4 separate regions of the Homo sapiens genome follow, and regions 2, 3 and 4 are each linked to region 1. Evidence: chromatin contacts called from ENCODE Hi-C or POLR2A ChIA-PET data. All regions are on one chromosome and are shown on one strand. Each heading gives the region's core, a stretch centred on a gene start or an enhancer-like site at or near the end of the contact. The rest is flanking DNA. Distances are from core to core; before and after follow the strand shown. Region 1 overlaps LOC105376387 (a long non-coding RNA gene). Region 2 has its middle 12 kb from the start of LASTR. Region 3 has its middle 7.6 kb from the start of TRV-TAC3-1. Region 4 holds the start of TASOR2 (transcription activation suppressor family member 2).

What was found. Hi-C counts contacts between places; a loop is a spot of excess contacts on that map. ChIA-PET counts read pairs that join two places held with the same protein, here RNA polymerase II (POLR2A). Pooled maps may share reads with other maps.
Region 2: a map with no recorded cell type shows a loop between it and region 1 (10-fold over the local background). The contact joins two enhancer-like sites. A Hi-C loop is called at or near these places in 3 of 37 single-sample maps with no recorded cell type and 3 of 50 pooled maps.
Region 3: a loop to region 1 is called in a map with no recorded cell type, with 18 times the contacts of the local background. The contact joins two enhancer-like sites. A Hi-C loop is called at or near these places in 2 of 37 single-sample maps with no recorded cell type and 3 of 50 pooled maps.
Region 4: a loop to region 1 is called in a map with no recorded cell type, with 7 times the contacts of the local background. The contact joins the promoter of TASOR2 here to the enhancer-like site in region 1. A Hi-C loop is called at or near these places in 3 of 37 single-sample maps with no recorded cell type and 3 of 50 pooled maps. POLR2A ChIA-PET finds 5 or more read pairs at or near these places in 1 of 52 experiments (activated T-cell).

Annotation. Positions count from the first base shown.
Region 1 is chr10:6,923,443-6,929,965 of GRCh38, reverse strand. The region is part of intron 3 of LOC105376387 (a long non-coding RNA gene); the gene reads left to right. Among named protein-coding and RNA genes, the nearest start is that of LINC00707, 150 kb to the right of the region's middle. RefSeq lists enhancers at 1,831-1,920, 1,652-2,071. Within about 2 kb of position 1,570, at least 13 of the 41 ENCODE cell types and tissues checked have a DNase peak (open chromatin) inside an H3K27ac peak, as active enhancers do.
Region 2 is chr10:5,580,524-5,587,502 of GRCh38, reverse strand. No RefSeq gene overlaps it. Among named protein-coding and RNA genes, the nearest start is that of LASTR, 12 kb to the left of the region's middle. RefSeq lists enhancers at 1-82, 1,765-2,964, 3,571-4,099. Within about 2 kb of position 3,747, at least 7 of the 41 ENCODE cell types and tissues checked have a DNase peak (open chromatin) inside an H3K27ac peak, as active enhancers do.
Region 3 is chr10:5,843,069-5,849,306 of GRCh38, reverse strand. No RefSeq gene overlaps it. Among named protein-coding and RNA genes, the nearest start is that of TRV-TAC3-1, 7.6 kb to the left of the region's middle. RefSeq lists enhancers at 3,104-3,203, 3,354-3,403, 5,018-5,317. Within about 2 kb of position 4,219, at least 6 of the 41 ENCODE cell types and tissues checked have a DNase peak (open chromatin) inside an H3K27ac peak, as active enhancers do.
Region 4 is chr10:5,682,056-5,688,424 of GRCh38, reverse strand. It overlaps TASOR2 (transcription activation suppressor family member 2), which reads right to left and starts at 3,587. Exons shown (of 22, transcript NM_001321783.2): 1 at 3,250-3,587. RefSeq lists enhancers at 2,744-2,923, 3,544-3,653, 3,794-4,033 and silencers at 3,144-3,193, 3,234-3,493.

The sequences.
Region 1 (6,523 bases), core at 321-2,820:
CTCTTTTCTTTTTTCTATTTTTTGTAGCCTCTGGTTGTTTTTACATCACATTTTAACTAAATAAAGCAATAAAACTGTTTCTTCTGATTGTTTTTGCAGCAAGTATTCATCACATTTATAACTAAATAAGACACTAAAATGATTTCCATCTTGAAGAAAAAAGTGCTTCAAAATAAACACAATGATACCTTAAAATTGAACCACAATTTCTACCTGTTTCTCTTCCAATTGTTTGTTGAGGTTTCTGATGAGAATCGCTGGGTTGGCTTGGCAGAGAGACAGATCCTGAAGCATCTATTTCTGTTTTCTGCTTCTGTTTTGGCTCGAATTCTGGGTCTACCAGTAGTCTAAATGACCTCCACTTCCTCACTTTGACTCTACATACGTCTGACTGGCTGTGTTTGAGCCTGCCATACAAACAGAGGTGTGCAGTTCTCTTTAAACACCACTGTTCCATATATTTTCTTTCATACGATATTGAGTTAGACTCAGCAACCACCCCAATTATTCTGCCAGTTTTTCTTTATTATGCTTGACAACTACTTGGTGAGAGAATGGATTTTTCTTTGTGAAGTCAGCACACAGCCGCCGGTTGATTCTCTGAGAGAACAAGATATTTCACGAGTAACTGGATAAATGGGCCAACCTGACAGGACAGCAGGCCCTTGCCTCCAACAGTGCAAGAGAGCCTCTGTCAAGAGACCATGGCATTCCTCCCGTTTGGGAACTGATGACAGGATGGCTACAGTAAGCTGCAGCCAGATATTCTGCTAAGGAAACGAATAAGCAGAGAGATGAATATTTTGTATGCTTCCCATGTGTTCAGCTCTATCAGGCAGTCTCTCACACTTTATCTAATACATCTTCTCTGCTCTTCTTGACATAAAATTATCTTAAATTTTTACATGCAGAAAACTTATATATAAGGAACTAAAAAAATTAATCTGTTTAAAAGTTATACAGTGCGCAAGTGAGAAGCCAGATTTCAAAGAGAAACCAAACCTCTTGGAAACTTTGAAGGCCGACAGCATGGAGGTGGTTTGAGTGGACCCCAAACGGATGTGAACTGCCTCCTGACACTGGCCCAGTAAATGACTGGTTGTGGTGTACTGAGATAAACACTTTTAATTATTTTAAATATGAAGTAAAATCTAGAAAAAAATGTCCAGCAGAAAAAAAAAAAAAAAAAAACAACAACCAGCTCTTCTGGTTGTCATGGAGATAAGCCATTTAGCACTGCAAAGCCTTCCATGGGGAAGCAACGGCAATGGAGATTTCCAACTCCCAAGAACCGCATTCAAGGAGAGTTTCAACTTCCACTTGTCTTCCGAGGTCTGTTGTCTCTGAAAAAAAAATTTGTTGGGGAGGTAGGTATTTAAACTCATTTCCTGGGATAGAAAATCTAAGTAGCACATGCATATCCACAGAGCTTTGTTTCAGGACCCATAATGGGAACAAGTTTCCATTTCCTGTGAGGTGTGTACATAGTGTGTGTGTGTGTGTGTGTGTGTGTGTGTGTGTGTGTGTTAGAGAGAGAGAGAGCACCAATGAGCTCTCTAGAAACCATCGGAAGTGCCAGCTTGTAGAAGTAAACATAAAGCCCAGGCAAAGGACGAAAGAGAAAAAATTAGTTTGTCTCTAAAAGGAAACAGCCTTTAGATAGGAATGCATGTGAATCAGAAGAAACATGAAACTCTCATTCCTGGCTATACCATCTGCCCCACTTGTGAGGCACCGGCTAATTGTTGAGACACTGCTAGTGAAAATTGTGCAGGTTCACAGACTCTTAGGCAGCTGCTGTTTAGGGAAGTGTGGCGGCCGAGGGCCGACCTGGACTTCCGTTCTGGGAACTGGGGCTTCTCAGGAGAGTGGGTTTAGGGTAGCTGTGGCATGGAGGGTCCACAAGTTTCAGAAAATAGTGCCAGAGTGAAGTTACACTGGAGAAGAAGAGGTGGTCATACTACGGCATTCATTGCAAGGATGGAGACAAGGAGGTGAAGGCAGGCGGAGGCCCAGGTGCCAACTGATAGAGACAGGAGTACAGAGAAGACATGAGGGAGGATGGATAGAAGACAGAGTGGCTGAGGTTCCCTGCTGTGCTGAAGTTTTCAACGCAGTGCCTAAGCCTTAGCCCTTGGGTGGTGGGGAACAAGTCAAGCACACAAGGGGAATTAGAGAAGACCCACGCCTCCTTCTCTAGACGTGGAGGCAGGGAGTCAGGGAGGGCACATGGTTCATGTGGGTGCACACAGGAAATGAGAGAACGGAAACCACAAGTCAAGGGGCTTGCTGTCTTCTTGTCTGTTTGGATAAAAATAGAGCTACTGACTCAGCAGACAGTTTTCAACCTACCTTCAAGGCTCCCTGCTATAATTTTTTATTTCATTTCTTAATTTAAATTAGTTGATCACAGAAAAAGGCAGGTGATTTAAGCAGACCATATACTTCATTTAAGTCAAGGAACCATCATTGACACACCTAGCATTGTTGCATGCATATTCGTTGAAAATTCATCCATGAACTAACCATCATGATTAGGTACTGGTGATGGACAACTAAAATGATGGTAACTAAGTTAATGTACATTCCATATGTTATTCATTTCCAACATTTTTGATAAAGTAAGGAAATGGATAAGAGGGATACATTTTCAAGTCTGATAATGAAATAGATGTGCAAAACTGACAGTGGGACATATGTGGTTTTCAGAAGGAAAATGTTCATGAAAAAAGAGCTTCTCCATGATGGTCAAATGACAGGAAAGAAGCTGCATGCAGATGAGAAGAACTAGCACAAAGGGGAGTGTGAGAAGATGGGATAGCGGAAGCAGAGGTTGCATCAAACACTCGGAAGAGATCTTCTTATGAACATGACTATATCCATCAGTGTTTTCTCCTTCTTCTCCTAAAGAAGCAAGCAGACAAACAAACAAAAAACTAGAAGAATTTCCTAAGTCCTGCAAATTCAACTGTCCATGAAATTTAGAAATCAGATGATATGCTGACTTCAAAATACCTGTAGGGACTTTCAAAAGCCCCAAATAAGGCAGAAGCAGATGGAAGGAAGAGCAGTAGGAAAGAGTAGGAAAAATCAGAAGCTCAGAGAGTAATGAGTGGACTCATAAGAAGGAAAATTCAGGAAGATCCATAAAAATGCAAAAACTGATAGTCTGGTAGTACAAGAGCTATATTTCTCATTTGCAACAGTGGATATCTTGTGCCAGGACAAGGAAAGCTGGTGGTAGAAGTCACGATGGCCCCAGAAATGGAAATCCAGTCTCACACAGAAGAGCAATATTCACAGTGAGCATTCTGTTTCTGTGGCAGTGAAGGAATAAGCCCTTTGCTGTGAAGCCAGGACTGCCCTGCTTTGTCTCTGCCTATAGGACTAGTCTGCCAATAGCTGGGTCATAAAAAACCAAGTTTTTAATGATAAACAGTAAGAAAATTTATTGTGAATAAATATGTGGAAAAGATCTGCAAAGCTTTCCAACTGATACGGATTATTCTCCTAAAAACAGTGCCACTGAGCAAAGATGAACTGCAACCAAACATTTTGCCAGATTTTAAGGAGCATAATGAAGCAATTACTACTAAGAAGGAATGCCACAAAGTGGAAATGTAATAATTCCAGGAGAATGCCGAGAGACAACTGCAGGTTATAAGACAGGAATGAGGAGAACTCAGAAAATAAATAGAAGAAAAAGCGAAACCGTCATAGAAACGAAAAGGAAATCCAGTGGTCACAAGAGAGAATCGACGGCGTGATAAAAAGACAAAGAGTCCTGAAGGATAGAAATGAGAAAAATAAAGTAATATAGTAACATATAGTGAAAAAGCCCTAGAAAGAAAATGATAGATGTAAAATAAATGTCACTGGATTTTTTCTTTCTTTCTCTCTCTTTTCTTTCTTTTCTTTCTTTCTTTCTTTCTTTCTTTCTTTCTTTCTTTCTTTCTTTCTTTCTTTCTCTTTCTTTCTTTCTTTCTTTCTTCTTTCCTTCCTTCCTTCCTTCTTTCCTTCCTTCCTTTCTTTTTTTTTGACACAGAGTCTCGCTCTGTCACCCAGGCTGGAGTGCAGTGGCGCCATCTCAGCTCACTGCAACCTCTGCCCCCTGGGTTCAAGTGATTCTCCTGACTCTGCCTCCTAAGTAGCTGGGATTACAGGTGCGTGCCACCACACCTGGCTAATATTTGTATTTTTAGTAGAGGTGGTTTCGCCATGTTGACTAGGCTGGTCTCAAACTCCTGACTTCAAGTGATCCACCCTCCTTGGCCTCCCAAAGTGCTGGATTACAGGTGTGAGCCACTGCTCCCGGCCAGAATTTTCAAAGATGAGTGAAATAGAACAAATAGGCAAGGCATAAGTTAAATAAAATGAAACAAATCTGCATGCTGAACAGGCATACTATGAGCCAGAAAATACTCACTGCAAATTGTCAGCATCAAAATATAATTTTGTGAAATTGTTGAACTAGAAAAAGGAAAGGAGACATCTTTGGGAAGCCAGGTAAAAATACTGTCACTAAAACAAGGGAACAAATAGGGCTGGCTTTAGATGTTTCCAGAGCAACATGAAGACCGAGAAACAATGCTTATAAGACATAGATGAAAATAAATTGTGGGCCAAGGATTTTCATGAGGCCAAGCTCTCTTTATAGTATAACCAATGCCAAAAAAGAGTTTCGATCTGCAAACCTCAGATTATATTTTTCCTATAAGCCTATGTTGGGATAACTGCTGAAGAATGAGGTTTCTTCAACTAAGAGATGACTAAGAAACTGAGGAAAGTATAGCAAAAGGACTAATAGTAGTGCATGAATATGTTTAACTGTACAAATAAGACTGAAATGGTGGGGGATCAGTGAGGCAGGATAAAATACCAATGGTATATGCCCAAACAAGGTATAAATGCTATGAGTGATAAACGTAGGAGAGGAAGAGGGAAAGAGTATGAGTAGATAGGTTTGCTAATTGCTTCATCTATAAAGCTAGATATCAAAGGTATCATTTAAAACTCACAAACCAGGAAATAGAAGCAGTAGCATATTTCATACTACATAGTTAAGTACCAAGAAAGGTAATACTATTAAATGAAATTGGGTCATGGAGAGTAGGGAGGAGGAGATAAGGAGATAATAGCTATGAACTAAAGAGAGTGCTGGTGATAATGCATAAATTTGCAATTGTAAGGGTAATCAACCATTAAACAAAAATATTTTTTAACTCTGTGATGAAAGTACTATTCATGGAGTGCATAGTAAAAGACCTTTAAGTATCACGAACACATAAACATAAAAGGTAGAACTAAAGCTTGACATATCTATCACATTAACAAGTTAAATGAGTTTAACTTATCTATTAATACAAACGGATTTCAGGTTGGATCAAAACCAAACACAACTCGATGCTGAATGAAAACAGCATTCCTAAAACAGAGCTTCAAAATCATGGAAATAAAAGTATATAAATATAAAATAACAGATAGAGATACGCTAGTCAAATGCAATTGAGAAGAAAATGATCACAAACTTTCATATCAGACAGCATGGAGTTCAGGCCAGAACAAGACGGACAAGGGCACTTTGTAATGCCAACTTGTGTGAGTCATAATGAAAACACATTAGCCCTGCTCTAAATATGAAATAACAGCCACAGTCATGAAGCAGGATTAAAGGAGACACAAGAAATCGAAGCAAACTGGTAGAAGGAAATCTTAATTTATCTCTGTCAGTCATGACAGTTCAAGTACAAAAGAAAATATGGATACAGTAGTTCTAAATAACATTACATGATTGATCAATATGTATCTAACATTCTATCCTGAAGACACTGAATAAACCCCTTTCAAAGTGGCCCCAGTGCTCTCAGTACACATTGTATACCCACATACAGTATACATTGGGCCACAAAGATATCCTAAATAATGCCCCCAAACTACAAAGAATACAGGCAGTTTTCTCTGATCACAATGCAGTAAGACTAGTAGTTAATGAAATTGGATAACTAAAAGTTCTTTCAACCTTTAAAATATATATAATATTTATATTTAAAATATTTATATTTATATTTAAAATATTTATATATATATTTAAAATATATGTATATTTTAAAACTCTATCTCCTAATTAGTGACATGCTAAAAAAAAAAAAGCCCCATATCTTGAGTAATTATTGGATAAAAGGAGAAATACAAATGAAAATTGGAAAATGTCTAGCTACACACCACCCAATGAGGTTGCCATGAGCCATGTGTGGCTTTTTTTTTTTTTTTTTTTTTTTTTGACGGAGTCTCACTCTGTCACCAGGCTGGAGTGCAGTGGCGTGATTTCAGCTCACTGCAACCTCCACCTCCCAGGTTCAAGCGATTCTCTTGCCTCAGCCTCCCAAGTAGCTGGGACTATAGGCGCGCACCACCACGCCCAGCTAATTTTCATATTTTTAGTAGAGACGGGGTTTCACCATGTTGGCCAAGATGGTCTCGATCTCTTGACTTTGTGACCTGCCTGCCTTGGCCTCCCAAAGTG
Region 2 (6,979 bases), core at 2,498-4,997, 1.3 Mb after region 1:
AGACAGCAGCCTGCCTTTCATGTGCTGAGCTGGGGGCCTGGAGGAAACATTTTCCATGCCTGCTGCCAAATTTCCTCAAAGAACAATGCAAGAGAAGATGCTGTTTTGCAGTCAGGGAAGCTGGAAGGGGGCGGTGGTGCAGGTTTCAGGAAGGTCAGAAGTCAGGCCATGAGCCTCTGGGAAGCTGCGCCCCCTCCCCTAGTAGAACAGGCATCCTGAGACTGTTCCCCTCCCGTGCCCAGGCCCTTCTCAGGGCAGGAGCTGCCGTCATTGTCATTTGCAGGGCACTTGGGCGGGTTGTAGGAAGCGGCTGCCCCAGCAGAGATGGCTGGTTTCCCCTGCTTCCCAGAGCTGTGGTGTCTAATTAGTGAGATGGAGGTGAAGGACACCTCTCAGTCATTGCTGCTGCTGCGAACAGCTGCCAACGTCATCACAAGGCATTTGTCAGGGGCCTGCAGGACTCACTGTAAGATGTGTGAACCCAAAAGTATCTGAGACAGGTCTCAATCCATTTCGAAAGTTCATTTTGCCAAGGTTAAGGACATGCCCGTGACACAGCCTCAGGAGGTCCTGACAACAGGTGCCCAAGGTGTTTGGGACTCAGCTTGGTTTTATACATTTTAGGGAGACATGAGACATCAATCAATATGTGTGAGATGTACATTGGTTTGGTCCAGAAAGGTGGGGCAACTCAAAGTGGGGGCTCCCAGGTTATAGGTAGATAAGAGACAAACAGTTGCATTCTTTTGAGTTTCTGATTAACTCAAATTAGCCTTTCACTGAATACACAATTTACATGTGAGAGAGGGGTAGGGGAACAATCACTGATGCCTCAGTCTGGCTCAGTGAATCTGCGTTTTTACATAGACAATAGAGCAGAGGAAACCATCACATATACACTGGTCTCATATGAACAGAGGGATGACTTTGAGTTCCATCTGTTCTTTGTCCACGAGGAATTTCCTTGTGGGTAAATTGTGAGCAAGGTATGTAAATTTTTGTCTGTGTAGTGATCTTATTTACGAATAAAATAGGAGGCAGGTTTGCCTGATGCAGTTCCCAGCTTGACTTTTCCCTTTGGATTAGCGATTTTAGGGTCCCAAAATGTATTTTCCTTTCACAGATGTTTTATGAAGACACTATCTCTGCTTTCTAGAAGATTCTAGTCTACATGGAAAAGGCAAGCAAGCATGGCAGAGTGAAAGGCAGCACTGTGGGTTAAGACCATGGACTCTGGAGTTTGCTGCCTGGTCTAAATCCCTAGTTACTTATGGGTCATGTACCATGCCTCAGTTTACCCCTCCAAAAATGAGGATGAAGATAACAACAGTGTCTCCTTTATGGAGTTGTTATAAGGATGAAATGAGTCACTGTTTGCAAAGCTCTTAGAACAGCATCTGGCGTCACACACCTGCAGTGTTTGCAAAATAAATAATACAAGAGTAAAATACAAAATTGGGCCTTGACAACTGGGATGAGACCACATTTAGTTTTGAAGATGAGGTTTGGCAGTTTTCCATCATGAGGGTTTTTTTTTCTAAGCATGGTTTCCATTGCTCCAAATCTGTTTTGGGTTTGTGGGAAAGGCAAATGGGAAAGAATGTGATTCTGAAATGCAGGGAACTTTACAAAGCTTTCAAAGATCACAGCTTCACCTTCCCGAGAGCAACTCCTGAAAACAGAGACCTGTGTTTCTGCAAAGCACTGTGCAAGTCGCCTCTCCAACAAGTCTGGGTGGATGGAGAAGTTTCCAGGCTCCCCTGAAATCAACACTCTCGTGTTGATGGGGAGAAATTAAGAACAAGAGGATTTGGCTAAGGTCCCAGCGTGCGATGGCGTCTGAGCTGAAGTGCTGGGCTGCCTACAGAAATCTCTTCTAGAGATTGAGCTGGAGTAGGATTTCTCTCCTCTGAACAAGTAGATGATTATACAATGTTCCATTCTCAGGGGGTAAAGCCCTCTCCAGTCTTCCCAAGACCCAGTGAAGAAGAAGAGAGGGTTCCTAGCTAAGGAAGGGAGACAAGGGTGGTGGCTTTCCACGGCTCCCGCACGTGCTGGGTGTGAAGCTGGTAGTGGAAGTGTGTTTCCTCAGCAGCTGTGAGTCCTCAGAATACTGGGTCCCCACGGACCAGCCAGCAGAGGGACAGCCCTTCCTTAGTGGGGCTCTCCAAGGGCCATAGGAGCACCATGGGCTGGTGCATGTGGCCTCGGGCTGCTCTGGGGAGAGGGTCATTGGTCCCTCTTACTCACCTCCTGTCGGGAGTGGCCAGACACAGCCTGACCATACAAGGGTGACTAGGAGTTTAGGTTCGAGAGTATTGAGGGTGGCCAGGCATTCCGAGTCCAGGGCCCTCCAGGCAAAAACAACTCATCAACCTTTTGAAAGCAACAGCTGAGTCACTAATACCATTAGCAACCAGAATTTGCACTTTCGGTGTGCCGGCATTCTTCTGAGTGTTTTACCTAGAGTCACTGACTCAATTCTCACTGAAACCCTAGGAGGGAGGCAGTGCTATTGCCTCCATTGTATAGATGAGGCAACTGACACTCAGAGAGGTGAAGTAACTTCCTCAAGGATACACAGCTTATAAACACTGGGATTCACACCCAGTTAGTTTGGCTCCAGCATTCCTGCTTTTGACCCCAACATTACACAGCCTCTGATTTATACAATTACAAACATTTTAAATACTGGAAGCTGAATTCAAACTGCATCCACCAACTTGACTTCTAAGACCCCATACACTTTACCTGAGGGGTGCTCAGCCACCAGGCAAAGAATGGGCTGCAGTGACACACTGGCACACGTGCCTCCCGCTTGCGTCTGTGTTCTAAGCTGCTGCGTCCCTGTTGATGTGCACTGAGCTTGCGAGTGATTTGGACTCTCGAGACAATTTCTTTTTTCTTTTCTTTTTTTTTTTTTGAGACGGAGTCTCGCTCTGGCTGGAGTGAAGTGGCGTGATCTTGGCTCACTGCAACCTCCACCTCCTGGGTTCAAACAATTCTCCTGCCTCAGCCTCCCAAGTAGCTGGGATTACAGGTGCCCGCCACCATGCCTGGCCATTTGTTTTTGTATTTTTAGTACAGACGGGGTTCTACCATGTCGGTCAGGCTGGTTTCAAACTCCTAACCTCAAGTGATCCACCTGCCTCAGCCTTCCAAAGTGCTAGGATTACAGGCCTGAGCTACCGCGCCCGGCCTCTCGAGACAATTTCTGTTCAGCCAACTTTTCCTATATCTTTCTCAAAATTATTAGTTTCCGCCCACTGTTCCAATCGAATATGGTCTCTTTTATGAATACCAGCTCTGTCGCCTGCAGCACATTTGCTCTCCCTGGAAGCTTTGGGTCATTTGTGGATCTGGACAGCGTGTTTTCACTGAAGCCGCTGGGTGAGAACAGTGGAGGCGCAGGCGCAGGCTGGGGGCTGGGCAGACACTTCCTTTAGGTGCTGCTGTGTATTCAGCTATGGATCCATCCACTGTGCACTCCCATCCAGCCGGTTTGTCCCAGAGGTGGTGGTAGGGAAGTTCCAGGACATTCCTGTTTCCTCCGCTGCCTTCTCTCTTAGCTGAGCCCTTTCTCACCTTTCCTCCCAGACCCTGTTCCCTCCCCTTACTTGCGGGGCATCCTCGGGGACAGGTTCTGAAACCACAGCTGTGGGCCAGCGTTCCACCTATTGTCTGCGAGCCAGCAGAGCAGAACAAACCTGCCTGAGATTCTCATTACAGCTTGTGATTTGGGAGACGGGCCAGCTGCGGCTGTTGCCAGGGCAACCAGTGGTGCGGAAAAAGGTAACAAAAAAGAGCCTGGAGCCTCTTGACCGGACTTCAGGAGTGAAGGAGTGGAGGGGAGGGCTCGGGCTTGCCATTCAGGAGCGATTGTTGACATGTCAACTGCAATCCCTCTGCCCCTCTCCAGGCCGGGACAGCCCCCAGCACAGCGCCCTGCCATGCACCACCAGCATGTGCCTGCTCTGTGTCTGTGTTTTCAGGGGTCCACTTGGCCCTGCGTAGCCTTTTCTCTTTTATGCATTTCCCCACTCACACTTGAATGTCTTCAATTCCTTCCTCCCTTTCTCTCATTCTCTTCTGCAGCCCCTTTCCCTCTCCTTTCCCACGTACCAGAACATCAGCCTCAAAAGATTAAAAGAAAATTAGCCAGGGGTGGTGACACGTGCCTGTAATCTAGCTACTCAGGAGGCTGAGGTGGGAGGCTCTCTTGAGCTCAGGAGGTGGAGGCTGCAGTGAGCTGTGATTGTGCCACCGCACTCCAGCCTGCGCGACACAAGTCCCCATGTCTCTAAAATAAAATTTAAAAAAATAATAAAATGAAATGTAAATAAGGCACGGGAGGGAACTGATGGTCCTGTGCTGGCAGATCCTGCGGCCTCAGCACCTAAGCGGCCAATGGGCAAAGGTGGTGAATTCAGCCTGTCTAGATAACCTGTGATTCATTGGTTGGGCAGTGATTTGTGACGAGCCCTGGGACGGTTTCTTTCCAGTTACCCACTGGACGTCTTGTGCTGCCATATCCTGGGGAGCCAGAGGGGGGCATTTTCCTTTGAAGGCTTTGAGAGTCATAGCCAAGCCCTTTTCTCCATGGCGTCCCTCCCTGACCCCACCCAACATTTCAGGAGTTAACCTTCCTAAGAGCCGAGCTCTGGCCGTTTTACTCATCGAAGAGGGAATCCCCTACACATTTTAGGTACTCACGCAGCTCGCTTGCCTGAGCACAGGCTTCGACCTTTACCTCACTTCTGGTAGGAGGTCTGTTTCATTCCCATCCAATCTGCAGGTTTTTCCCTAATCCCTTAAGGAAGCAGTAACTTCATGTTTCTCAGAATATCCTGATTGGAAGAATCACTCGGCAGCTTAGAGCACAGATTCCTGAGCCGCATCTCAGACCTACTGAATCAGAAACTCTGGGGAAGTTATCTGGGAATCTGCTTTAGAAAAATTGCCCCCGGTGATGCTCATGTTAGGAGAGGTTTGGGGAACAAAGCCCAAGTGCTGATTTTCGCTTCTCGGGCTCAGCACTTGGGTTCTGTCTGGGCCTCAGGGTACTCTTTCATCTGCAAGGTGGAACTGATCCTCACAGCTCTGCTATCCTGCCCACAAACTTCCCAGACCAGGGAGGCTCTGGGGAGGCATGGCCGGCCTGGTGCTGGCCCAGTGTGGTCAGGACTAGGTCATGCCCCTGTTGCCCATGGCTCACCATGCTGTGGATATCACATCCATCCATGCCTATTGGCTCATGGCAGCTTAAGCCCTAGAAAGAACAGGTGGGAGAACTTTAGCTCTATGTGCCCACCAGGGATCTCACACCTCCTGGCTGCAGGAGCTGGACGGGAGGTCACCTGGCTTTGATGTAAGCTGCCACCTCTTTATGCATCCATCCTGCGAGCACTTGACATGCTATTGCTCTGCGGCATCGTGGCAGCGCTGTATACCGAGAGGAATGCAGGGTTTAGGGCTCAAAAGCTCTGGTTGAATCCTGGCTGCCACTTGCTACCTGTGGGGTCCTGGAGCACTTCCTTTCCTTATCTGTAAAACATGGATAACAACCAACTTCACAGGGTTGCTGTGAAAATTAAGTATGAAAAATTTCCAGCAGAGTGCTTTGCAGATAGAGAACTCGATGCATGTCAGTTCCCTTTCTGTTCATTTTCTCTCTTCCTGTTCAGGTACAGGCTGATTCATTAAACCTCTCTCACTTCTTCTTTCAGATCCCATTAAAACACTTCTGAAGAAAGGTCAAGATACAAAAATCAATTGTATTTTCATATAGTAGCACCAAACATTTGGGAACTGATATTTAAAAAACCAATTCCATTTACAATAGTGTCAAAAAACATAAGATAATTAGCAACAGATTAATAAAAGATGGGAAATATTCAATATCAATACTGAAAACACAAGATGATGCTGAGAGAAATTAAAGAAGATGTAAATACATGGAAAGATATACTATGTTCATGGATTGGACAACTCAGTATTAATATGTCAGTTCCCCCTAAGCTGAAGTATGGCTTCAACACAATCCCAATAGGCTTTCATTTAAAACAAATATAAATTGACAAATGAATTTTAAAATTTGGAAATGTAGAGACTTAGAATAGGCAAAACAATTTAGGAAAAGAAGAAAAAGTTGGAGAGCTTACACTACCTAACATCAAGTTTTACTGTAAAGCTAGCTATTTAAATAGTGTGGTATTGACCTAAGAATAGACAAATAGATGAGTGGAGCTCAGAAGTAGACCCACACTGACATGAACAATTGACTGTTGACAAAATTATCAAAGCAATTCAACAGGGAAAGGATGGCCTTTTCAACAAATGGTGGTGGTGGTCAGGCGTGGTGGCTCATCATGCCTGTAATCCCAGCACTTTGGGAGGCCAAGGCAGGCGGATCACCTGAGGTCAGGAGTTCGAGACCAGCCTGGCCAACATGGTGAAACCCCATCTCTACTAAAAATACAAAAATAAGCCAGGCCGGGGGATGGGGGCACCTGTAATCCCAGCTACTTGGGAGGCTGAGGCAGGAGAATCACTTGAACCCGGGAGGCATAGGTTGCAGTGAGCTGAGACTGCGCCATTGCACTCCAGCCTGGGCAACAAGAGAGAGACTCCATCTCAAAAAACAACAAACAAACAAACAAACAAAACATCCCCTCCCCAAAAAATGGTTCTGGAACAGCTGAATATCCATGGGAAAAACATTAACTTTGACTATTCCCTCGCCATACACAAAATTAAGTCAAGATTGGTCATAAACTCAAATATGAAAGCAAAACCCATAAAAGCTTTTTGAAGAAAATGGGAAATGAAGGATAATATCTTTGTGGTCAAGGAGCAGACAAAGATTTCTTTGTTAGAATACAGAAAACAATAACCATGAAATAAACAGTTAATGAATTAGACGTTAAAAAAATTAAAAACTTCTGCTCATCAAAGCAAGCGTCATAATGGACAAGCCACA
Region 3 (6,238 bases), core at 2,970-5,469, 1.1 Mb after region 1:
ATTTCAGGTAAGCAATGAGTTATTTCTTGTTATCAGTAATGTCCCAAATAATTGCACAAAACCTATTTATTCTAAAAAAGTATTTGTGGCTTATCTGAATTCATGTTGAACTAGGTGGCTTATATTTTTGTTGTTGTTGTTTGTTTTCGTTTTTTTGAGACAGGCTCTCGTTCTGTCACCCAGGCTGGAGTGCAGTGTCACAATCTCAGCTCACTGCATCCTCCACCTCCTGAGTTCAAGCAATTCTCCTGCCTCAGCCTCCTGAGTAGCTGGGATTACAGACGTGCACCACCACGCCTGGCTAATTTTTGTGTTTTTTAGTAGAAATGGGGGTTTCACTGTGTTGGCCAGACTGGTCTCGAACCCCTGGCCTCAAGTGATCTGCCCACTTCAGCCTCCCAAAGTGTGGGGATTACAGGTGTGAGCCACTGCACCTGGCCTGTCTTGTATTTTTATTTGCTAAGTCTGGCAACCCTAGATGAGATGCTAATCCATGTGGCAATTTGGCTCTTTCTGAAAGGGCATAAATGAACTCTATTTCTTAGCTGACCACAGGAAAAAAAATGAGTTAAACTGAATTTGGAGCCCAGATTCTCAATCATTGCTGAAAGAATCAACCTCAAAATCTCAGGAACTTACCAGAGTAAATGTTTATTTCTCGTCTGTGAAATGTCTGACGTGGATGTTCTTGGTTCATGGGTTTTCCCTGAACCAAGATGGTTTTCCGCTGAGCGGTAAACTCAAGGACACAGGCTCCTTCTGCTGTGCAGTGTCACCAGCTTGGACTCCTTGGCTTCCAGTCACACAAACTGAGGAAAGAGACAGCAGGAGCTGTCACACAGCCCTTCTGTGGGCAGGCCTGCCAATGGCCTCAACTCTGGCCATGTTCCATTAGCAACACTAGGTGTGTGACTCCACCCAGATGCTGGGAGGGCCTAGAAATGTCATCTTCCTAGGCCGAGCGTGGTGGCTCACGCCTGTAATCCCAGCACTTTGGGAGGCCGAGGTGGGCAGATCACGAGGTCAGGAGTTCGAGACCAGCCTGATCAACATGGTGAAACTCCGTCTCTACTAAAAATACCAAAATTAGCCGGGCGTGGTGGCATGCACCTGTATTCCCAGCTACTCAGGAGGCTGAGGCAGTAGAATTGCTTGAATCCGGGAGGCGGAGGTTGCAGTGAGCTGAGATCCCGCCATTGCACTCCAGTGTGGGCGACAGAGGGAGACTCTGTCTCAAAAAAAAAAAAAAGAAAGAAGAAAGAAATGTTATTTTCCTGTGTGCCACAGGGCTCTGGGCAGTAAAGGACAGGTTGGTAGAATGGATGGACCACACCAGAGAGCTCTGTGTTTAAATCACAGCGTGGCCTATCATGGTGGCTCAAGCCTATAATCCTATGGGAGGCCTAGTAGGGAGGATCACTTGAGCCCAGGAACTCGAGATCAGCCTGGGCAACACAATGAGACCCTGTCTCTACAAAAAATTTTTAAATTAGGCCAGGTGTGGTGGCTCACACCTGTAATCCCAGCACTTTGGGAGGCTGAGGTGGGGGGATCACCTGAGGTCAGGAGTTCGAGACCAGTCTGGCCAAAATGGTGAAACCCTGTCTCTACTAAAAATACAAAAATTAGCTGGGCATGGTGGTGTGCGCCTGTAATCCCAACTACTCGGGAGGCTGAGGCAGGAGAATTGCTTGAACCTGGGAGGCAGAGGTTGCAGTGAGCCAAGATCACACCATTGCACTCCAGCCTGGGTGACAGAGCAACACCCCGTTTCAAAAAAAAAAAAAAATTTGCCAGGCATGGTGGTGCGTGCTTGTAGTCCCAGCTACTCAGGAGGCTAAGGAGGGAGGATTGCCTGAGCCCAGGAAGTCAAGGCTGCAGTGAGCTGAGATTGTGCCACTGCATTCCAGCCTGGGGCGACAGGAGTGAGAACCTGTATCCAAAAAATAATAATAAATAAATAAATCACAGCCCAGGTGGATTAGCCCCTTACCTTCAATCTTCTTGCTTGTAAAAAGGTCACAATACCTACCTTGCCATGTGGCTGTGAGAGGAAAGCCTGGCACACACAGAAGGTACATGATGACAAGTTGTTACTGTAGTATTATTTTGTTTGTAATCTGTCATTAAAGGTAATTCCGTGGCTTTCTGGGGAGTCCTGGTTTACCCAATAGGAACATGGAGCCATAGTATCAGATTGTTTTATATCTTAGATTTAAGACCTAGGCCGGGCGAGGTGGCTCATGGCTGTAATCCCAGCACTTTGGGAGGCCAAGGTGAGTGGATCACCTGAGGTCAGGAGTTCAAGACTGGCCTGGCCAAAATGGCGAAACCCTGTCCCTACTAAAAATACAAAAATTAGCCAGATGCGGTGGCATGTGCCTATAGTCCCAACTACTCAGGAGTCTGAGGCAGGAGGATTGCTTAAAGGCCAGAAGCGGAGGTTCCAGTGAGCCAAGATTGCGCCACTACACTCCAGCTTGATGACAAAGTGAGACTCCATCTCAAAAAAAAAAAAAAAAAAAAAAGATTTAAGAGCTAAAACCATCCAATGCAGTTGAGGCTCAGCAAAGCTCAGCAACTTGTCTGAGATCACATAGATGAGGGTCCTAAAATACACCTGGCCCCCTGCCCTCTTAGTAAACAGAGCGTCACCTTCTCCAAATGTCCACACTGTTACCTGGACCATTTCCACATAAAGAGATCAGGCTGTGTTTGCAAAGCTTCCTTCAAAGAGTTGGGAAATTTTCTTTCTGTCTCTTAAATATCAGTGACGATTATGCCTAGGCTGGAATTTTAACTTCCCATTCCAGTTTCCTGAATATAGTACAGTGAAAGAAAAGTCTAGAAATTTACTGACCTTTTCTCATTGGCTTGACACCATGCTTGACTTCTCAGTGGGGCTGAATTTCCCCTCCGGGGTCTGACTCACATTTTCCAGCACACAAAGCAACCCGTTCAATAATAACCAGACACTTTTACTGTTCAGATATCAATCTGGACCAAAAGTGGGTTGCTAATGACAATGAACAATCCACCAGCAAGGACCACACTTCCCCCCTGCTTTGTTTTTCAGTTTTCAACTTGGTTTCATTTTGCCATGACAAAAGAACTTGCTGGCCAGACACGGTGGCTCACACCTGTAATCCCAGCACTTTGGGAGGCTGAGGCGAGCAGATCGCTTGAGCCCAGGAGTTCAAGACCAGCCTACACAACATGGCGAAACTCTGTCTGTGCAAAAAATACAAAAATTAGCCAGGCGTGTGGGGCTTGCCTGTAGTTCCATCTACTTGGGAGGCTGAGGTGGGAGGATTGCTTGAGCCCAGGAGGTGGAGGTTGCACTGAGCTGATACTGTGTCACTACACTCTAGCCCAAGTGACAGAGCACGACCCTGTCTAAAAAAAAAAAAAAGAGGCCAGGTGTGGTGGCTCATGCCTGTAATCCCAGCAGTTTGGGAGGCGGAGACAGGTGGATCACCTGAGGTCAGGAGTTCTAGACCAGCCTGGCCAACATGGTGAAACCCTGTCTCTACTAAAAATACAAAAATTAGCCAGGCATGGTGATGGGTGCCTGTAATCCCTGCTACTCAGGAGGCTGAGGCAGGAGAATCACTTGAACCCGGGAGACGGAGGTTGCAGTGAGCTGAGATCGCGCCATTGCACTCCAGTCTGGGCCACAGAGCGAGACTCCATTAAAGAAAAAAAAAAAAAAAAAGAACTAGTCTGGGTGAGGTGGCTCACACCTATAATCCCAACACTTTGGGAGGCCGAGGTGGGCGGATGGCCTGAGCTCAGGAGTTCAAGACCAGCCTGGACAACATGGTGTAACCCCATCTCTATCAAAAATACAAAAATTAGCCTGGCATGGTGGCACACACCTGTAGTCCCGGCTACTCAGAAGGCTGAGATGGGAGAATTGCCTGAACCTGGGAGGCAAACATTGCAGTGAGCCGAGATCACACCAGTGCACTCCAGACTCGGTGACAGAGCGAGACTCTGTCTCAAAAAAAAAAAAAAAAGATCTTACTAAGGAGGCTGAAATGGCAGTGAGCCAGCAGCAGGCCCTGAGCTCACGTGACTATAAATTGGCCATGGCCAGCTCCGCACTGCCTGGGTTAATTTATCTTTACCGTGTTTTTCCAAGTGACAGGAGTGGTCAGGGAGAGAGAAGCAACTGACAGTAACATTAATTCACCCATCAGATGTCCCCAGCTTTGTGACCTATTGCAACAACCTCGGCCAATTTATTTTGTTGGCTTTTCCCATCTGCCAGCATCCAAAAATGAGACAAGCTGAAATAAAAACTCTTCCCAGGCCTTAGGGGTAAATAATAATTTCCTCTTTTCACCCAAAGACGAAGTGGTCCACTTCGCAGGCAAATCATTTTGCAGGCTTTCGGAGATGGCTTTCAACGTGTTTCACCCACAAACATCTGGAACCAGCTCTTCTTTACAAGTTATTTTCAGCAAGCAGCAAAATGCCATTCTGTAGTGTAGGAATTTCCACCAGGCACGTTTCAGGCTGCCTGTGTCGCCGTAGGGCAAATGACTACACAGATTGTCCTCCTGGACAGATTGGCAAGGAAAGATCTTCGATGATATGTTATATAACAAATGAAATGCCTATTCCTATAGTAAGGCTCAAAAAAACCTTTGATCAAAATTAGACCAGGTGTATGATTTTTCTTTTTTGGGACAGTGTCTCACTCTGTTGACCAGGCTGGAGTTCAGTGGTGCAATTACAGCTCACTGCATCCTCGACTTCTGGGGCTCAAGCAATACACCTGCTTCAGCCTCCTTAGTAGCTGGAACTACAGGTGCATGCCACTGTACGTGGCTAATTTTTTTGATTTTTAGTAGAGACGGGGTTTCCGTGTGTTGCCCAGGACAGTCTTGAACTCCTGAGCTCACTGAATCCTCCCGCCTCAGCCTTCCAAAGTGTGGGGATTACAGGCATGAGCCACTGTGCCTGGTTTCAGGTTTATGATTTGGAGTATGTATTTAGAGCAAATATTGTAAAAGGTGATCCCTCAAGAAAAAAGGAAATCATAGTCTCTTTGTTTGCTTCTGTCTCCAAAGAGGGAAGAGCAAAAGTCCTCAGCGATGTGGCTCCTTTGGACCAAGCTTCGTGGAAGATGAGAAGATCATTAGAAACCACCGACCTGAAAATGGGGGTTTCCTAGGACAATCAAGACTCACATTTGACTTTTTTTTTTTAAGATATGAGAGCTTCTTATTTTATCTCCTCTGAAATTAGTCACTAGTCTTTCTGACTACCAAACACAGCTAAACTGTATGTGCATATATATATATATATATATGGCTTCTGTCCCCCTACACAGAAAGGAGAGAAGAGAGAAGGAGAGAAGGAAATTATTACTTATGCAGGTGAAAGTAGTCAGCTGGGAGATTTCACATTTTCACTTAGCAGAGAGCGGGGAGGAGCTATTTTGATAGTACAGCTTCTCTTTCCATGGTGAAAGATAGATAACTTCTTCAAAGCTAAAACAAAGCTAAATACAGTTCTGGTTTAAAATTTAATATATGTAAGGCTCAACTTTATCACAAGTTCCAAGACTTAGATTTTAAAATAAAACTACCCAAAAAAGATAGCTAAAATAAGTGACTTACAGTTTTTTGTTTTGTTTTGTTTTGTTTGAGACAGAGTCTCCCTCTGTTGCCCAGGCTGGAGTGCAGTGGTGCGATCTTGGCTAACTGCAGCCTCCGCCTCCTGGGTTCAAGCAATTCTCCCGCCTCGGCCTCTTGAGTAGCTGAGACTACAGGCACGCACCGCCATACCCGGCCAATTCTTTTGTATTTTTAGTAGAGAGGGTGTTTCACCATGTTGGCCAGGCTGGTCTTGAACTCCTGTCCTCTGGTGATCCACCCACCTCGGCCTCCCAAATTGCTGGGATTACAGGCATGAGCCACTGCGCCCAGCTGAGCTCATGCCTGTAATCCCTGCATGAGTTCATTGGCCATTTCTATATCTTGCTTGGAGAAATGTCTATTCACATTCTTTGCCTATTTTTTAATTGTGTTTTTTGTTTTTTTGTTTGTTTTTGAGACAGAGTCTTCCTCTGTGACCCAGGCTAGAGGGCGGTGGTACTATCTTGGCTCACTGCAGCTTCCACCTCCTGGAGTCAAGGGATTCTCCTTCCTCAGCCTCCCAAGTAGGCTGGGACTACAAGTGCTCGCCAACATGCCAGGCTAATTTTTGTATTTTTAGTAGGGATGGG
Region 4 (6,369 bases), core at 2,338-4,837, 1.2 Mb after region 1:
CTACAAAAAAAAAAAAAAAAAAAAAAAAATTAAAAATTAGCTGGGCCTGGTGGTGTGTGCCTGTAGCCCTAGTTACTCAGGAGGCTGAGGCAGGATTGTTTGAACCCAGGAGTTGGAGGCTGTAGTGAGCTATGATCACATCACTGCACTCTAGCCTGGGCGACAGAGCAAGACACTGTCCTAAAAAACAAAACAGAAACAAAAACACAAAACTGTTAGGTTTTGATGAGTATCAAAAAAGAACATAATCATCTGAAAAGATTATTAAAATATTCATCTCTTTTCTAACTACTCAGCTGAATGACGCTGGATTTTCTTCATGCACTTCAACCAAAATAATACATGGCAACACAATGAATACAAAAGCAGATGAGACTCTAGTCATTAAAGGAGACCTTCAGCGTATTTGCAAAAATGTACAAAAATCCCATTCTTGTCACTAATTTTGGGGAGATAAAATATGTTAAGATGTAATGGGTTATTATATTTAAAGGTACCAATAAATAAACATACATTTCAAATTTATCAGTTTTAATATCTAATACGGTAATTATCAATTGATATAATCCAATAAACAAAAGATCTTTGGGATCTTCAGCAGTCTTTTGAGACGGAGTCTCACTCTGTCACCCAGGCTGCCGTAGAGTGACACAACCTTGGCTCACTGCAACCTGTCTCCCAGGTTCAAGTGATTCTCTTGTCTCGGCCTCCCGAGTAGCTGGGACTACCTGCACCTGCCACCACACCTGGCTAATTTTTGTATTTTTAGTAGAGATGGTGTTTCACCATGTTGGCCAGGCTGGTCCCTAACTCCTGACCTCAAGTGATCCACCTGCCTTGGCCTCCCAAAGTGCTGGGATTACAGGCGTGGGCCACCGTACCTGGCCCCCTCAATGGTTCTTAAAAAGTGTAGAGGGGTCCTGGGAATAAAGTTTCTAAATTGCTAAACTATAGGCACGTGCTTTAACATGAGTGAATCTCAGAAACAATGTTTAACAAAAGTAACTCATAGAATACAGAATGACTTTATTTAAATAAAGTTCAAAAACAGGTAAGAGTAAACAATGCTAGTTAAGGATATCTATATAGGTGATAAAACTGTTTAAAAAGGCAAGGGAATAATTAACACAAAATTAATAATGGCCAGGGTAACGGGGGGCAGGGAACGCATTCCTCCTGGGGTAGAAACACACAAAAGGTTTCCAAACTAACTAAAGTTTCTAAAGCTTTTATTAATTTTTGTTATGAAATATACCATTAACATGTACTGACAAAAAGCATATTTATTACACAGATACGCTTTGTCAGTACATATTAATGACATATTTCACAATAAAAAATTTTTAAAGAAAAGGGAGATGTACATATTCTCTTAGAAGGAAAAACTCAAATAAATGTCTCTTCTCAGATTATATATTCAACACCATCACAAACAATATCCCAAGATTTTCTATAGGACTTAAAAAGATAGTTTTAATTTCTTCTGGAAGAAAAAATGCAAAAGAAAAACCCAAAGCTCTTTTTCAAAAGAAAGTACCAAAATATATTATAAAACTATGATAATTAAAATGCTACAGTAATAGTTACATGGGCGAAAGAAAAGAGAGCTCAGACTCAATAAAAACATCAGCAAATGATATGACCTGCCTAAAAAGATTTAACTTTTGTATTCACCAAGGAAGATAAAAATTAAAACAGAATGTTACTTTCAATTACTAGGTGGCTAAGATATTTTAAAAATACCATTATCATCCAGTGCTGGCTAGCATGGAGATAAAAACACATCTTTTGAGCGAGTGAACATAAAAAGGTACAATCATTTCAGGGCAATTTAGCAACATGGTTATCCAGCACTCTCATAAGGAGTCAATTCTACAGAAATACTATCATGACCACCTGAAGCACTGTTTATAACAGCAAGAGATAATCACTGCAGTATTGTCAGTTATAGGGATATCTTGAAAATAACTTGAATGTCTACCAACAGAAAAATGAAATTCACTTGATAAATACATGCCATATTGATCTATTTTTACTGAATAGATAGTATACTGTATTTAACAAACACCATGTCTCAGTCAAGTTCTTAGGCACTTCACCGATTTTAACCCATTTTAACAACTATGTTTGGACCACAGGAGATGCTTATAATCTCCCTTTAAAAAAATTAGTTACATTTGGGCAAATGTTCTGTATACACAAAACTTCAAATATACCGTCTTGGTCTTCCTTAACATAATTGTGGACCTTTTGTCACCCTTTTTCTGGCCTGGCTTAGTTATTTATTGATGTACAGTACAGGACATACCGCATACAGTCACCCATTCCTATAAGGCAGTTTTTCGACAGAAGGGTATTCTTGCACCGTTAGGGGACACTGCTTTGCTATAAACCTCCTAGGCAGGATTACCGCCAGGCTCACCCCTAGTTTTATTCAGGGAACACTGTAGACTCTAGGATCGCGAATGCCATTCCAATAATACCATACACTTGTACGCCACATATTTAAGTTTTGGATACACTTTCATAAACTTTTCTATTCTAATTGTACCTTACAGGGAGAATAAGGAAGAGTAAGCGTGGTTTGTTTAAAGTTACAGATTTCAAATAGACAAGAAGCGACTAAGAGAAACTTGAGAATTCCCAAAGTAATCTTCCTCAAAATTTCAGTCATCAACCCAGTTCTCCCACGAAACGCTGCTTGGCGCCGCCTTCAGACAAACTTCTGTGTTGCTCGCACCAAGTTATCCCAACGCGGCTTGCGCTTGCTGCTGAAATGACCCTCCCTTCGGAGAGACCTGTTTTACCCTAAAAAGAAAAGGTGGCGCATTGCCATGAAGTCTCGAGTAGCAGCAGGCTTCACGCAGAACCCGCAGGAAATGATTTCCCAGCCGGTGCAAACCCGAAGACGGAAACTTCAGCCAAGAACTTATCAGCATATCCCTGAGGACGCAGCTGTCCCCTGACAGGCGACGCAAACGAAACGCCTCAGAAAGGGGCAAGATGACACGGTTAGGATCTCCCTGCCGGCGACACCGAGCGCGGCCACAGGTTGTAGCGCAGGACAGAAGGTTGAGTCATCTAGAAGGCGCCGACCCCTCCCACCCCCTCACCCGGAGCGCGGCAAAAGGCAAGGAGAACGCGTCGACCCTCGCAGCCAAGCCCCGGCAGCTGCCCGAGCGCTCGGCCTCGGGGACCCGCCGTCCTCCTCGCAGGGTTCCCGGGCGCCCAGGCCGAGGAGGGACTTACCCGTCCTTGGCGTGGCCGCCGCCCCCGAGGACCTGAGATCCCGGCTCGGCCTCCTTCCCATGCTTCTCCCGGCCGTGCTCTGCGTCCTCCCGGGCCCTCGCGACACCGGCGCACGTGGGAAGCACCAGTCGCCGGCTCCGCGCTCCCGCGGGGACCCCCCTCAGGGGCACGCCGTCCGCCCCAGCCCCGGGGTCCTCGCCGCGGGCGCTGACAGGGACGCCGCGGCCGCCCGCGCTCTGTCTCCCGTCAGGGTCACGGGCAAGAGGCAACCCCGGGACGCCCGGCAGCCTGCGAGAACATGCCGACTTTCTCTCTGACCGGCGCTAGCAACCGGAAGCAAAACCTCGCGGCCAAAGGAAAAGAAAAGGGGAGGGGGGGGCAAAAAAAGAAAGTGAAAACTGAAGTGAGGCGTCTCCCTCAGAGATGGGAACCAATCGCCGGGAAGAAACCAAGGCGCAGGCGCGGACCGAGGTCAGCGTCCACGCGGCGCTCGCGTCTCCCCTCTGCGCAGGCGTAAGGCCACAGCTCGCTCCTGATTAGGCGGCCGATCCCAACGAGCGCGTGGTGTCTCGCGTTGCCGACCCTTGACAGGAGGCGGAAGATGCCCTTGGGAAGAGGCGGGAGACGCTCTCTCGGCTGACCTACAGTGCTGTGGCTGTGGCCCACGTGGTCGCCTTCGGGCGCCTTCTCCCTTCTCAGCGTTTCATTCCCCAGGTGCTGCTGCAAGAACAGTTTATTTGTCTGGCCCGAATGCGACATTTTGGAAATTTTGCCCTTGTTTTAATCCATATAGTAGGTGTGGCTGTTACCCCCTAGGAAAGCATCTCTAGAAATTTATAACACATGCACAGAGAGCTAAGGTGACCATCAATAAATTCAGGTTTACCCTTGCCCATGATAAATAGTCATGCAAACATCATTTAACTGTAGGGACACCTTATGAGAGAGATGCCTCATTAGGCAATTTGGTCCTTGAGTGAACATCACAGAAACCTAGAAGCATAACCTACTACATACTTACACCATAAGCCATAGCCCATTACTCCTGGCTACAAACCCATGCTATATGTTATTGTACTGAATACTGTGGACAATTATAACACAATGGTAAGTATTTGTATAAGCATATCTAGACATAGAAAAGGTACAATAAAAATACAGTATGAAAAATAATGGTACACCTGTGTAAGGCATTCTCACGAATGGACCTTGCAGTACTGGGAGTTGCTCTGGGTGAGTCTGTGAGTGAGCAATGAGAATGTGAAGGTCTGGGACATTACTGTACACTCTTGTAGACTTTATAAACACTGTACACCTAAGCTACACTGAATTTATTTTTTTAAATTTTTTCATAATTAACCTTAGCTTACTGTAACTTTTTAACTTTTTAAAACTTTTAAAAAACTTTTTAAGACTCTTTTGTAATAACACTTAGCTTAAAACAAACACATTGTACACAAATATTTTCTTTATATCCTTAATCTGTAAGTTTTTTTCTATTTAAAAATTTTTTTAATTTACTTTTTAAACTTTTTTGTTAAAAACTAAGACACAAACACACATTAACCTGGGCCTACACAGGGTCAGGATCATCAACATCATTGTCTTCACCTCCATTTTGTCCCACTGGGGGGCTGGGATTACGGTGGAGCCACTGCGCCTGGCCATGTGTGCTGTACTTTTATATGACTGGCAGTGCAGTAGATTCATTTACACCAGCATCACCACAAACATATGAGTAATGTGTTGCTGTACGAAATTAAGATGGCTACGACATCACTAGGCAATAGAACTCTTCAGCTCTATTATAATCATATAAGATCACTGTTGGATATGTGGTCTGTTGTTAACTGAAACATTAAGTGACATATGACTGTACCAATGAGAGAGATTAAGTGCTAATGAACATGTATCATGAGTCAAGCACTGTGCTGGTAATACCAAGAGATTCAGTCATTGTGTTTACTGTTTACTGTAACCAGGTGCTGTAATAGACACTGGTTTTACAATCATGAACAAGCTAGATAAGGACCCTGCCTATAATGGAATTTATTCCAGAGGTGAGTGACAAACACAGGTAAATCACCACGACAAGAAAATAGAATCTCAGATAACAATACATGCTGTGAAAACTCACTGGAAATGCTAGTGGATGGGACTGGGGGCTGGAGGCCAAGGGCAGAAGTAGTGGAGCTACAAGATCTTACTGAAATGGGCACATCTGAGGTCAAACCCTAAAGATCAAAACTGATAGAACCAAAGCTTGGAATACGTGGAGGAAGAGCTTTCCAGGCAGAAGGGAAAGCAAGTGCAAAGGACTTGAGAAGTGAAATGAAACCTATTCAAGAACAGAAGAAGGCTGACTGTGGAAGTAGAGAGTGAAGTACAACAACATTTTAATAGTGCACAAAACCGGAATGTACAACTCCATGATTTATCACAAGGCAAATATTCATGAAACCAACACCCCCATCAAGAAATAGAACATTGCCAGTACCCCATCCCTCTTCCCTAGCCTAAGCACTATTCTGACTTCCATGGTACTCTCTTCTTTGCTTTTAAAAGTAAGTTTGCCAACTAAATATGCACCCTGAAACTTTATCATTTAGTTTGCTTGTGGTTTGAACTGTATATAAAGTGAATAATTTTGTGCCTGCTTGTGAGACTCACTGTGTTTTTGGGTGTACTTGTTCTTTCGTTTTCATTGCTGTATATGTAGGCGTGAATGTAACACATTTGCTTTACCCATTGTATTATTGATGGACATTTGGGCTGTGTCCAGTTCTTGGCTATTATAAATAATACTTTTGTGATCATTCTCATTTACATCTCTTGGTGTACATGGGCACTCATTTCTGTTGGATGAAAACCTAGGATTGGGATTTTGGAATGCTAGACATGATAATTTAGATTTTTGTTTCTGCAAATATTTATGCCCTTATTCCCCACGGTTGGCCAAGTTTCCTTCTCTACTTCATTGACGTTGGGCTTGGTCTAAGAGAGGTCTTTTGGCTGATAGAATATCAGCAGACATGACACAGCAGGATTCTTCAGTGTGCTCGTGCTGTTTGAGTTGGCTCCTGTGCTCAGGTGATTCATATGTGGAGAAAATATCTCGCG